Regions from separate parts of the Homo sapiens genome. Here region 1 is linked to region 2. A link is an interaction called in ENCODE POLR2A ChIA-PET data of the cell type or tissue named here. Cell type or tissue: B cell. All regions are shown on one strand. Links, peaks and the distances in the headings refer to the core of each region. The heading gives the core; the rest is flanking DNA.

What was found. Peaks named below come from ENCODE experiments on the same cell type or tissue, not always from the same donor. Only the 100,000 strongest peaks of a DNase experiment are listed, where the experiment ranks them.
Region 1: POLR2A ChIA-PET joins it to region 2 with 7 read pairs; 9 of 35 experiments call an interaction of 5 or more read pairs at or near these places.

The regions. Positions count from the first base shown.
Region 1 is chr17:63,964,653-63,969,016 of GRCh38, forward strand. It overlaps SCN4A (sodium voltage-gated channel alpha subunit 4), which reads right to left. Exons shown (of 24, transcript NM_000334.4): 6 at 3,371-3,703; 7 at 1,829-1,892; 8 at 1,450-1,591; 9 at 1-25. LOC105371858 (a long non-coding RNA gene) reads left to right here. Exons shown (of 4, transcript XR_934910.3): 4 at 1,853-1,921. Among named protein-coding and RNA genes, the nearest start is that of SCN4A, 6.1 kb to the right of the region's middle. RefSeq lists a silencer at 2,639-2,837 and an enhancer at 3,649-4,149. In B cell, for the core only: no CTCF peak of the experiment used is centred there; no DNase peak of the experiment used is centred there.
Region 2 is chr17:63,910,197-63,914,556 of GRCh38, forward strand. CSHL1 (chorionic somatomammotropin hormone like 1) reads right to left here and starts at 1,062. Exons shown (of 5, transcript NM_022579.3): 1 at 991-1,062; 2 at 549-728; 3 at 224-339; 4 at 1-130. The coding sequence starts at 1,000. It overlaps LOC112268204 (a long non-coding RNA gene), which reads left to right and starts at 1,724. Exons shown (of 3, transcript XR_002958148.2): 1 at 1,724-2,063. In B cell, for the core only: CTCF peaks have their summits at 1,623 (motif pointing right) and 1,827; DNase peaks (open chromatin) are centred at 1,625 and 1,986; H3K27me3 peaks cover 467 bases.

The sequences.
Region 1 (4,364 bases), core at 1-4,000, 54 kb after region 2:
AGGTCTTGCCAGCTGCTCGAAGGGTCTGGGAGTGGAGGGAGAGGGAGTGGAGGGGTCCCATGACGTCCACCTCCTTTGACCCAGTGCCCCTTTCCATACATCCATTGCCCGCATGGGTAAGCAGAGCCCCTCCCTCACAGAGCCTGGGGGACTGATGGCCGTCATTGGCATGCTGAGCCATGTTCTGGGGAACTTCAAAATATCTACTTGGGACTCAAACGTTTCTGGTCTCCTGGCTCAGAGGAGGACCGAAGCCAGGCATCCTGTTATCAGAGAGCCAGGATAGAAAATTGGTGAACATGGGTTTGGGGTCAGCTTGAATTCTAGCTTTGCCACAGTGCCTGGCACCTAGTAAGAACTCAACAAATAGTAGCTATTATTATTATTTAATCAATTTATTTATTTATTTTTAGACGTAGTCTCACTCTGTTGCCCAGGCTGGAGTGCAGCGGTGTGATCTCGGCTCACTGCAACCTCCACCTCCCAGGTTGAAGTGATTCTCCTTCCTCAGTCTCCTGAGTAGCTGGGATTACAGGTGTTTGCCACCAAACCTGGCTAATTTTTGTATTTTTTGTAGAGATGGGTTTCGCCATGCTGGCCAGGCTGGTCTCAAACTTCTGACCTCAAGTGATCTGCCTGCCTCGGCCTCCCATAGTGCTAGGATTATAGGCATGAGCCACTGCACCCAGCCAGTAGCTGTTATTATTTTTGTTATTGTTATCAACACCATCAATGTTAGAAACATCACATGGCATCAGAAGGCACTGTCACTCCAGGCTCAGCCTGCCTTCCCTGCAAACAGTAGAAGGCAAATAAAGTATGGGCAACATCGAATTTCTGTCTTTCTTTTTTTTCAGACGGAGTCTCGCTCTGTCGCCCAGGCTGGAGTGCAATGGCGTGGTCTCGGCTCACTGCCACCTCCGCCTCCCGGGTTCAAGCAATTCTCCCTCCTCAGCCTCCTGAGTAGCTGGGAATATAGGCCCGTGCCACCATACCCGGCTAATTTTTGTATTTTTAGTAGAGATGGGGTTTCACTATGTTGGCCAGGCTGGTCTCGAACTCCTGACCTCGTGATCCGCCCACCTCTGCCTCCCAAAGTGCTGGGATTTCAGGCGTGAGCCACCGCGCCCGGCAGGCAGCATTGGATTTCTAAGCTGCCCTACTGGCTATCATGAGGCCTAGGGGGTCCTGGGCTTGTGCCTATGCTAGGTCCAGACCTTGGCTCTGAAAGCAAAGGTGTGGAAAGAATTAAAGCTGTGGCTTGGCTCGGGGCAGGTGTCTAGTTTCAGAGAGCACAAGCTCCTATAAGGGCACTGCGGGAGTCCATGAGGAGATGGCCCAGTTCGGGGGTTGGCCATCCTGTGGTAGGCCCCATCAGGCCCTGAAGAGGCTGCAGGGATGGAGGGGGAGTGGCTGTAGGGTTGGGGGGCAGGGTGGGGGCAGCTGTACCAGCTGGAAGAGGTTCTCCCAATAGTCCTGTGTCATGAGGCGGAAGAGAGCCAAGAAGGCCCAGCTGAAGGTGTCATAGCTGGTGTAGCCATAGTTGGGGTTCCGCCCGGTCTTGATGCACTCATAACCCTCAGGGCAGTGCCTAGGAATAGGACAGGGGGCTGGGTTTAGGGTGGGAGGAGCACTCCAGCTGGGGGCAGATAGGGACCCCAAGGGAAAAATTCCGTCAGTTCTGCCTGTGTCCCCCAAACAGAAAAGTATTCCATCCATGCCCACAGGTTTCCCTGCACTCCCATGCCCCCCAGGTCCTCATCTCTAATCAGCTCCCACCTTCCAAGACCCCTGGGGTGCCTTTTCTGCATCCCTTAGCATCACTCACCCAGCATCACTGCTGTTCCCACAGAGCAGGGCATCGTTGGAGCCCTCCAGGAAGTAGAAGTTCCCTTTGGGAGTCAGAGGCCACAAAGGAGGCAAGTCACCCACATGGACACAGTGTGAGCACCTGCGCCCATTGCACACCTGTGGACAGGTCTGCGCGTACCACATAAACCAAACGGATGTTCCCTGGCTGCCTCTTCCCCGTCCTTTAAGGACAGCTCCAAGTTCCAAGGTCTCTGGGTAGGGACTCGGCAGGGAGCTCAGCTTGAGCCCTGTCAGCCCAGTGCCCAGTGTGGACGAAAAGTCATGACGCAGCAGTGGCACAGAGACGGAACGTGTACGTGTGTGCATGGGGTTATTGTGTACCTATGTAGGGCCCCTGAGTGAAGGGTGAGTGGGGGCTGGAATCCAGGTGCCAGGGTGAGAAGGGTTACCTTTTCCTAATTTGCAAGAAGGCGCTATGTAGACTAACAGTGGCTGTGTGAGAATGTGTGTGTTTCTGGCATGTGTGCCTGTGAAGATGCATATGTGAATAGGATGTGGGTGTGTGGGTGGGTGATGGTGACCCTGCCAGGATGTGAGCATGTGAAAATGTGGTGTGATGAAGGAGGACAGGGGGTGCACAGGTTAGGGAGTAGGAACTATAGACTCTTGCTTTGCATAGTGAGAGCTTTAGGATTTTTTTTTTTTTAGACTGAGTTTCACTCTTGTTGCCCAGGCTAGAGTGTAATGGCATGATCTCGGTTCACTGCAACCTCTGTCTGCCAGGTTCAAGCGATTCTCCTGCCTCAGCCTCTGGAGTAGCTGGGATTACAGGCATGCGTCACCACGCCCGGCTAATTTTTGTATTTTTGGTAGAGACGGGGTTTCACCACGTTGGTCAGGCTGGTCTGGAACTCCTGACCTCAGGTGATCTGCCTGCCTCGCCCTCCCAAAGTGCTGGGATTACAGGCGTGAGCCACCGTGCCTGGCACTTTAGGGTTTTTAAAACAGTTTGCCATTTGTTGCTGCAGTAACCCTTTGAGGAAGGTATTGTTATCTTGATTTTATAGGTGAGGATTCGGAGGGCTGGGGAGATCAAGTGACTAGTCAGAGGTGACACAGGCTGCCAAGTGCTAGCTTTAAGCTCAGGTCCTCGCCATACTATTTGTCTCATAAGAAGTGGAGACAGGGCGGGGAGCGGTGGCTCACGCCTGTAATCCCAGCACTTTAGGAGGCCGAGGTGGGAAGATCACATGAGGTCAGGAGTTCGAGACCAGCCTGGCCAACATGATGTAACCCTATCTTTACTAAAAATACAAAAATTAATTGGGCCTGGTGGCACATGCCTGTAATCCTAGCTACTCGGGAGGCTGAGGCAGGAGAATCGCTTGAAGCCGGGAGGCGGAGGTTGTAGTGAGCTGAGATGGCACCTTTGCACTCCAGCCTGGGTGACAAGAGTGAGACTCCATCTCAAAAAAAAAAAAAAAGAAAATGTGGAGTCAGAGGCTACCCTAGGGACTGGGACAGGATCCCCCTTGCCCGTCACCCTCCCCATTCTTACCTTCATCACTGATGTAGGCGTCCCAATCAAAGGTATCGTTGGTGGCCCAGCTTGCATGGCTGTTCCACGTGTCGTTGGCATACCATGAGTCATTGCCGTACCACATCTCATTGCCATACCATGTGTCATTGCCGTACCACGTGTCATTGCTGTACCACGTGGTGTTGGTGTCGTTGAACGGCGGGGGCCAGCGCACACACTTCTGCCTCAGGTTTCCCATGAAGAGCTGCAGTCCTACCAGCGCAAAGACGCTCAGGCAGAAGACAGTGAGGATCATCACATCCGACAGCTTTTTCACCGACTGGATCAGGGCCCCCACGATCGTCTTCAGCCCTGACCGCAGAGAGGGCAAGGATATTGGCAGGGGGCAGGGCAGGGTGATAACAGAGCCCCCGCGGCCCCCACCGCCAAGCTTTTTCCTACTCCATCTTCAAGGCTTGACTTACTGAGCACCACTACTTCCCCGAAGCCTTCTGAAATTAACTCCACCCTTCTCTGTTCACATCCTCAATCTGGAGCCCTCAAATGGCCACAGACGCTCAGCCACTAGGAGAATGAACTATAAAGACCTGATGGGCTGTTGCCTGACCTATAGAGCAAACAAAGGCATACAGCAGAGCTTAATACATGTCACTAAGTTAGCGCTGTCAAAGTGTGTTCAACAGAACGCTAATCTCCCATGCTGTGCCCTTAAAAAGGGGGCGTTGATAATGTTTGGGAAAAGCTGCGTTCTAGATTCTGCTCTTGGAGAGTCATTATGTAGTTGATCCTATCAAAGGCTTTGAAAAGTCCTGCAGAAATAAACAAAAACTTTATTTGTATTTATGTATTTATTTAGAGAGAGTCTCATTCTGTCACCCAGGCTGGAATGCAGTGGCGTGATCTTGGCTCACTGCAACCTCTGCCTCCTGGGTTCAAGTGATTCTCCTGCCTCAGCCTCCCAAGTAGCTGGGATTACAGGTGCATGCCACCACACCCAGCTCATTTTTTTGGT
Region 2 (4,360 bases), core at 1-4,000:
TTAGGAGGTGATAGTCATCGCTGTCCGAGGTGTCATACACCAGGTTGTTGGTGAAGGTACTCCTGAGGAACCGCACGGGCTCCAGCCGCGACTCGATGAGCAGCAGGGAGATGTGGAGCAGCTCTAAGTTCTGCAGGGGAAGGACCGGCAGTGGCTGTGCTGCCCGGGGGCTCTGACCACAGGTCTCCCCCATCCCCGCCTAGGGGAGACAGCATCCACTCACGGATTTCTGCTGCGTTTCCTCCATGTTGGAGGATGTCGGAATAGAGTCTGAGAAGCAGAAGGAGGTCTGGGAGTCATGCAGGAATGAATACTTCTGTTCCTTTGTGATATAGGCTTCTTCCTAGGGGAAGGACCCCCCACCAAGAAGGACCACTGCTTTCTATGCTGGAGACCAGCTCCCACTGTTACTCTTCTGGGAACCTGGCTCAGCCTATGCTCATCTGCCTGCATTTTCGCTTCAGAAAACAACCCTGAGCTCCTTAGTCTCCTCCCATTACTTCCCCAGTGGGGGAAAGTCACCCCTTCTTGCCACCCCTGACCCGCACCCATTCCCCAAGAGCTTATAAACTCCTGGTAGGTGTCAATGGCCAGCTGGTGTGCGCGATGGGCTTGGAGCATAGCCTCTTTAAAAAGCCTGGATAAGGGAACGGTTTGGACGGCACCAGCCTCTTGAAGCCAGGGCAGGCAGAGCAGGGCAAAAGCCAGGAGCAGGGACGTCCGGGAGCCTGGGGAGAAACCGGAGGGCAAGAAGGGAGCCGCAGAGCAAGAGGCCAGCACTCTCCCTGTTCCAGGAGCTGTTTTCTTTTTCTCTCTCTCCATCCCTCCAGGGACCAGGAACATTCAGAGATTGGCCAAATATCTGGCCTTAGATGGCGATATTCACATTCAGAAGCCCCAAACCTGAGGTTAGTGCCCCCGTCCCATCTGCAGGGCGCCGCCTCTCCCCTCAGGACACGTTGTGCCCAAAGGGATTTTAGGGGCGCTTACCTGCAGCCATTGCCGCTAGGTGAGCTGTCCACAGGACCCTGAGTGGTGCGGGGAGTCGGGCCTTGGGATGCTGGAGCTGGTCTCTTGTGGGCCCTTTTTATACCCTGGCCCCTTCTCTCTCGCTGTTGCCCCCACCTGTTTCTGTGCACATTTATGCATGGGGCCACTGACGGGCTTGTGCTAATGGATAATTTGGAAGCTCCTCCCACACATGCTGGCATCATGTCCCCTGGCTTGTCATCTTTCCCTTCCCACCGTCACCAGCGTTGTGAGGGTTGTGCACAGAGTGTCAACCACAGACACCACCCAACTTGTCCTCTCTTTAAGGTTCAGGTGGGTGCCCTCTGGCAGCAGGCCATGGTGGCCAACCTGAATGCGGAGAAGGATGTCAGGATAGCCAGTCCTTGAGACCCCTATCGACCACATCCCACTCTCTATCCTATTCCTTTCCTCCTCCCCGCATGTTTAACCTCCACCCACCAGACAGAATGTGTGTGTTGGGAAAAGGGGCCAAGCACAGCCAATAGATTGTGGGGGTTGTGAGCATGATTCAGTCCTGAATTCCACTTCTGCTGACGACTCCTGGGCCCACCTGAGTCAGCTGGATGCAGTGCTAACACTGACCACTAGAGGGAACCAACCCCACACTTTGATCTCCCCTTTCCCTGAGCCTTGGGGCGGGGCGGAGGGAGGGGGTTGGGTGGGGGGCTCCCCCAGGTCACTGGGGACGAAGAACTCAGACTCTCAAGGTATTGCCCCAGCTCCCTGGACCTGCAGCAGAGACACAAACCAAGAAACCGAAATCCCGGGAACAGACACGGACCACAAGCGCTTCCTCCCATAGCCCTGAAACCATCAGAGAATCTCAAAGTTGGAAGAGCTCTTGAAGATTTGAATCTCTTCCCCAGCTTTGGAACTCAAAACACATCACGCCGAAAGATGCCCTATCCATCCATGGAAGCCCGTCCTCTTTTTTCTCCTCCTCCTTTCCACACCTGTATAGAGCCTATCCAGTTGCGAAGGGCCTGCCTGTGCATTCTCACGTCTGACCTGCCACTTGTCTTGTGTAGGAGGTATGATTATCATCCCATTTCACATATCAGGAGACTGAGGCTCAGAGAGACTGATTGCATGAGCTACCTCAGCCAGGGCAGCAGATCTCCACAGCCTTGCTCTTCCCACTTTGTGTCATTTAAAGTCCTTTCTCCAGGCCGGGCACGGTGGCTCATGCCTGTAATCCCAGCACTTTGGGAGGCTGAGGTGGGTGGATCACTTGAGGTCAGGAGTTCAAGGCCAGACTAGCCAACATGGCAAAACACCAACTCTCTAGAAATACAAAAGTAGCTGTGTGTGGTGGCGCAAGCCTGTAATCCCAGTTACTCCGGAGGGTGAGGTGGTAGAATCACTTGAATCCAGGAGGCAGAGGTTGCTGTGAGCCAAGATCGCGCCACTGCACTCCAGCCTGGGCGACAGAGTGTGACTCCATTTCAACAACCACAACAACAAGAAAAAAGTCCTTTCTCCAGAACAGGTAGTGTGGTGTTACTCAGTTATTTAGTTATTTTAGTTTCTTTCTTTCTTTCTTTCTTTCTTTCTTTCTTTCTTTCTTTCTTTCTTTCTTTCTTTCTTTCTTTCTTTCTTTCTCTTTCTTTCTTTTTCTTTTTCTTTCCTTCCTCCTTTCCTTTTCTTTCTTTCTTTCTTTCTCTTTCTTTCTTTCTTTCTTTCCTTCCTCTTTGTCTCTCTCTCTCTCTTTCTTTCTTTTTTTTCAGTTGGAGTCTCATTCTGTCACCCAGGCTGGAGTGCAGTGGCATGATGTTGCCTCACAGCAACCTCCACCTCCTGGGTTCAAGTGATTCTCCTGCCTCACCCTGTTTAGTAGCTGGGATTACAGTCGCCCGCCACCACGCCAGGCTAAATTTTGTACTTTTTTAGTAGAGACGGGGTTTCACTATGTTGGCCAGGCTGGTCTCGAACTCTTGACTTTAGGGGATCCACCCTCCCTGGCCTCTCTAAGTACTTAGATTACTGGCGTGAGTCACCGCCCCCAACCCAGTTATTTCAGCTTCTAAATCCCTCTGAGTGCAGGGATCCTGCCCCCAACACAGGGGCCCTTTGCCTCATTTTGTCTTTCCATAAGGGGCAGATTGTTCTTTCTCAATTCCCAGGTGAGAATGGCCCAGTGGCATGGGGTGCCTTGTGGAAACCTCACAGCAGGACAAGGCTGAGGCGGAGAAGGCCAGGACTGAGCCTCCTGTCTCCTGGTGCCCAGGGTTGGGGCTATTTCCATACCATCTGGAAGTCACAAGCATCAGATGCCCCCAGGGATAAGAGCAGGAAAGACCACCCTCTCCAGTGGTGAAATCTTCCCCCACCCTGAGTTTAAGAGCATGTAGCACTTGACACTGTAGAAACACAAGCAAGCAAACAAGCAAATGCTTCTAGAAGTGATTGGCTGTGGTGTTGGCAACCAACATTGAACACCCACACCCCTGTGGCCTAGGATGTGAATGCTGGGGCCCTGCCATCTCCCTACTTTCAGAGGGGAAGACAGAGCTCCTTTTTCTGCCGTCACTCCTGAAGCATTACCGGACCAGCACCCCAGACTCATCACCTGCTGGGAGGGCACTGTGCTGTGAGCTGTTCTCCAGGCAGGCCTGTGTGAGGATCCAAGAGGGGTGTCATCGATGATACCAGCTCCGAAAAATATGGGGCCAAGGGAGGGTGGAGTCACCACTTTCCCCTGCTCCTTCCAGCACCAGCAAAGAGGAGGAGCCAGGTGCGAATGGAAGAGGGTCCCTGAGCTCCAAGTAGAAGAAGGTCCCTGCCTCCCCCACCATCCTTCCTCCAATGTCAGCTGGGACAGGGAGCCCCCATGACAGGGCCTTTTAGCCAGTGCTGGGGACTTAGATGTGGATTTTCGGCCATGGAAGAAGTCTCCAGCCTCCTTTAGGAATGAGGGTGGCAGGGGCCCTAGTTGGGGACCACTGCATAACTCCGCAGGTGGGCACAGGGGTGGCGAGGCTCCCCAGACAGGTTACTGCCAGGAACACGTGGGACCAGCCAGGGCAGGGGAGTGTCTCCTCTCACCTCTCCACTTCTGTTGACCCCAGAATTATGGTGACTCAGAGGACTCTAGGGACCCCTGGGGAAACACCTTTATAAGGGGTTACCATGGCAGCCATGGACCAGAGGGAAGAACTGAGGCCCTCAGGTGTGGGTAGAAGTCGATGATCGTTTTCTCTAGTCTAGATCTTCCCAGAGCCTTGAGCAATGGAGACCATGTCTATCATTCATTGCTGGTAAAAAATCAACTTTGCATTAGACTTGGGATTCTCCTAACAGTACTGGGAAGTTGCCCACTGTTGGGGCA